2 separate regions of the Homo sapiens genome follow, and region 1 is linked to region 2. A link is an interaction called in ENCODE POLR2A ChIA-PET data of the cell type or tissue named here. Cell type or tissue: GM12878. All regions are shown on one strand.

The links. Peaks named below come from ENCODE experiments on the same cell type or tissue, not always from the same donor. Only the 100,000 strongest peaks of a DNase experiment are listed, where the experiment ranks them.
Region 1: POLR2A ChIA-PET joins it to region 2 with 6 read pairs; 2 of 35 experiments call an interaction of 5 or more read pairs at or near these places.

Annotation. Positions count from the first base shown.
Region 1 is chr4:87,021,771-87,024,270 of GRCh38, reverse strand. All of the region lies in intron 2 of AFF1 (ALF transcription elongation factor 1), which reads right to left. Among named protein-coding and RNA genes, the nearest start is that of AFF1, 88 kb to the right of the region's middle. In GM12878, no CTCF peak of the experiment used is centred here; no DNase peak of the experiment used is centred here.
Region 2 is chr4:86,520,577-86,523,076 of GRCh38, reverse strand. It overlaps a transcript of MAPK10 not described here. Among named protein-coding and RNA genes, the nearest start is that of MIR4452, 21 kb to the left of the region's middle. In GM12878, no CTCF peak of the experiment used is centred here; a DNase peak (open chromatin) is centred at 1,442.

The DNA.
Region 1 (2,500 bases), 500 kb before region 2:
CTATGCCTTCCTTTGCTCCACCAGTAAATCATGGGTCACTGGCCACATGGATATATGTATGAAGGGCAAGGAGACATTTACATGTAAGTCTGGAGTAGATCTGAAGCTGTGTATCAGCCGTCACTTGCCATGAGCCTCAGTTTATCTGTATAATGGCAGTGATAAGCTCTGCCTTGCAGATTAAATGATACCATTTTGCAAAGTTCCTGGTTCAGAGATCAGAACATAACAGAATGCTCAATAAATAATTGCTTAATAAAAGACTGCTATTACCATAGATCAAAATTATACATAATCCTCTGTCCTTAAAAGTGCCCAGGTTTACCAGTGGAAATGCCCCTGCCCCAAAGAATCCATTTTTTCCAGTCTCCTCCAAGTAATCTTAAAGATCCCTTACACCACTCCTCTTTCTCCATCCACAAAACCCCCTAAAGCTAAAAGCTAACACAAGTATAGAACGAACCCTCTTGTTTAAGCATGGTTTTCATGCTTTATTTCAGTGATTGCACCGTTTGCCATTATTATTCCAAATGTTGGACATTTTGGCACAAGTTAAGAAACATTCTGGCTCTAGCCTAGGGCCTAACCTTCATCACATGATTTTCCTTGCTGCTTCTGCAAAACATTTTCTATGTCCCAAACACATTTTTGGAAGAAAATCAGTAAACTGGAAACTATCTACACTTTTTTTAATTTCCAACACCTATTGAAATAACTACCCACTCTAGCCAGTTCAACCATGAAAATATAGTGAAAAAAGTCATTGTTGAATTAAAATAGAAAATTTCTTCTCAAATAAATGAATAATTTAAGTGGTTCTGTCCTTCAGTTTAGGCACAGTTTTTATAATAAGTCAGTAAGTATAGAAGTATCTGAATTTTCTATTTCTGATAATTTAAACATACATTAGGTTAAAATTTACAAAGTTAAAAGGCAGTTACCACAAATCCATTCATTTCCTTGTCAATTTTTAAATGAGACTGACACCAAAAAACAAAAACTAAACAGAATTCTTCCCCAGCTAATTTTAAGATAACATTGAAAAGCACAGTTATAAAATGATTTCAGTCTGCTGGGCACAGTGGCTTACACCTTTAATCCCAGCACTTTGAGAACCCAAAGTGGTAGGATCACCTGAGTTCAAGACCAGCCTGAACAACAAAGAAAGACCCCATCTCTACAAAAAAAAATTAAAAATTAGCTGGGCATGGTGGTGTGTGCCTGCCTGTAGTCCCAGCTACTCGGGAGGGTGAGGCAAGAGGATCACTTGAGTCCAGGAGTCTAATGCTGCGGTAAGCTATGATCACACCACTACACTCCAGTCTGGGCAACAGAGACTCCATCTATATTAAATAAATAAATTAAAAATAAAATAAATAAAGATTTTGGCTTGGATGTATGATTCTAACGTTACTTATTGAGGCAATGCTTGGGTTCTTTGCTAACATTCGTGTGTGTGTGTGCATATATATACACACACGTGATATGTATATATATACACACACATGATATTATATATATATACACACACACAGATATATATACATATATACACACAGATATATATATACACACAGATATACATACACACACATATATATACACACACATATATATACACACACATATATACACGCACATATATATACACACACAGATATATATACACACAGATAGATATAGATAGATATATATATATATATATATATATATATATATATATATATCTGTAAGCACGGGAAGAAAACATCGTAGAGGGGTCCTTGATTTATTTGGATTTTGTGGGCTATACTAGTTTTTCTTCAGCTACCACAGTCTTACAAATAAATATGAATGGGTAAAGCTTTTAAGTATGGTGTTCAGTAATACTTTCCATCACCAGCATCATGAACAGACTGGAACATCTACTAAACCTAAGTGTCAGTGTGTTAATATCTCTGTTAACTACCTTGGCTCCTAGCACAATGTATAAAATAACACCTTGCTTTAGTCAATGTTAACTGGGCTATTTTTGACTTTTAAAAGTGTTTTTAGCATGGCATTTTTTTTTTTTTTTTTTTTTTTGAGATGGAGTCTCGCTGTGTCACGCCCAGGCCAGAGTGCAGTGGCACGATCTCGGCTCACCGAAACCTCTGCCTCCCAGGTTCAAGACATTCTCCCACCTCAGTCTCCCAAGTAGCTGGGATTACAGGCACCCGCCACCACGCCTGGCTAATTTTTTTGTATTTTTAGTAGAGATGGAGTTTCACCATGTCAGCTAGGCTGGTCTCAAACTCCTGACCTCAGGTGATCCGCTGGCCTCGGCCTCCCAAAGTGCTGAGATTACAGGCGCGTGCCACTGCGCCCGCCCTAGCATGGCATTTCTAAGCATAAAGATGTGAAAGATTTATCTGTTCCTCTTCAAAATGACAATCTCAAAAATCATAACAGTCTAAAGTAATCCCAACCCCTTTTTCCCCTATGTGTTGACTAAATCACTTATCAAACACACATAAAGAAT
Region 2 (2,500 bases):
ATTAATTATTTCCCATGAGTCTTTAGATGTCTAAGGAACTTATGTTGCAAAAGGACACAAACTGGAGAACAGTCCAAAAAAATGTATTTCTAGCCCTGTCACATGCTTTTTCCTGCATATAGCAACAAATTCTGTGTGTGGTAGTGCTGGCATTTTTCCTCCCATGAGGATGCATAGAATGTCAGCACCTGTTTACAGTTGCTGTAACAACTGTAAGTCACAATGGCTTTTCCATGTGAAGAGGGAGGAACAAAGTGGGGAGAGTTGGATAAAAATATGTATGAACAGGTGCATGAATCAAATAAGTCCCCAGAGGTAGAAAAAGAGGATCTATGTGTAGCTTCTCACACAGATCACTCCTCCTATCTGTAGTCAGCAAATGGATTTTGATAACCTGAGAACAAAATTAGAATGGAAGGATTTAGGTGGGGAACAAAAAGAACCAGAACCAACGAAATAAGAGCACAGCCTCTACCAAGAATACAACAAAACAGGAGAATTTTTTTTTTTAAGTTTAAATGTTTGGAGCTCCATCTTCTGGTTATGAAGCGGGATAGAATTGAAATGCACTATTAATCATAAAAGCTAAAATGTATCAATAGGAACTGTGTTAAACGTATCATCTCATTTAATTTATCTGCCCTGCCAAATAAACTACCAACTCTTGAACATGAAAATTAAGGTAGTTCATATTCTAGCTCCAACCTCGTTTCATCATTCATTTAACAAGCTTATACTAGAGCCTAATAGGCAAACAGTATTATGTTTTACATGTCTGGGCTTTCTGGGAAGTACAAACCCATCATTCTTGACACCTACTTTCAAGGAGTGACTCTTTAATTGCCATCAAAACACATAATGAGAAAAATGCCACAAGACAGCCAAAAAACTGAGTTTCCAAAGTGTGATAGAGGGATAAGTCAGACTCTGAACACACACCCCACTGGGGAACCTGAAAATCTAGATCATGGGAAAAGGAGTTAACCTTACCTAGAGCTGAAATGGATTTAGGGACCCAGGTGAAATATAAAAGTAGAAGAAGCAGTGTGAAGAGCCCTGTAGGCACTCCCAGTCCCCAGCTCAACCCAGGGAAGCCATTCCTGGCCTAATCTCACAGAGGTCCTTGGGGAAGGGAAGGCAGCCAGCAGAACTGGGGAGGGACCACAGGGTGAAGGAAGCTCCCAGCTGAACTTTGTAATAATTTCAACTGAGCACAAATTTTCCTGACCACAATTGGTGGTGGTAGGGGGATGGTGAATGGGAAGTGCCGATACAAGTATACAAGCCACAGCTGATGGCGTGGGCAGGCAGGAAGCAGCAAAGCCTGAGAGCCCTGTGTGCTTTCTCAGTGGGGAGGATTGTAGCCTGGGGCAAGATCTCAGCCCTGCCCACCAGCTGCCTATATATAAACTCAGTGTGGTTGGGGGGCATAGTGGGAGTGAGACTGGCCTTAGTGGCTGCATAGGAGCTGGGTGATGTCTGTCACTGCTAGCTTTCCCCTACCTCCCTGGTGGCCTGTATGATGCAGCAGAGGCAGCCATAATCCCCCTGGGAACATAACCCCATTGGCCTGAGAACCACCCCCATCCCCGACAGTGGCCACAACAAGCCTCACCCAGAAAGAATCTGAGCTCAGACCCACCTAACCCTGCCCTGACCTGATGGCTTTTCTCTACCTGCCCTGGTAGCTGAAGACAAAAGACAAAAACTCTTGGGAGCTCTATGCTCTATGGCCCTACCCATTGCCTGAGAAACCCAAGTACTCATTCTGGCCAACATAGGGTAAGATTATATCCCCCTTCTACTAGATGCTGTCTTGAAAGCACCATCTCCTGGCTGGAGGCCAACCAACTCAATACATTACAGCAAGTCAGAACAACCCTGCTCCAAAGAAGGAGAAAACAACAGCTAATTCCACTGCCTGCAACAACCTGGCTAACCAGAGGTCCTGAGCCTGTCCACATGAAAGCTTCACTGCTAGCATAACCAGCATTTGAGAAAACAAGTACACTAAACAAAATTACAACAAAGGACTTTCACAGAGTCCACTTCATTCCCTTGCCACCTCCACCAGACCGGGTGCTGGTATGTATGGCTGGGAGAGCTGAAGATGGATCACATCACATGACTCTTTGCAGACATTTTCCAGCATGAGCCAGGAATCCAGTAGCCCCATTGGGTGACTAGACCCCGAAGGGCAATAACAATCACTGCAGTCTGGCTGTCAGGAAACCCCATCCCTAGGGGAAGGGGGAGAGCACCACATCAAGGGATCACCATGTGGGATGAAAGAATCTGAACAGCAGCCCTTGAGTTCCAGAATCTTCCACTGAAAAAGTCTATCCAAATAAGAAGGAGCCAAAAAGTAACTGTTCATATGACAAAACGAGATTCTATCACACCCCCAAAAGATCGCATTAGCTCTCCAGCTATGGCTTCAAACCAAGAAGAAATCTCTGAATTGCCAGATAAAAAGTTCAGAAGATTGATTATTAAGCTA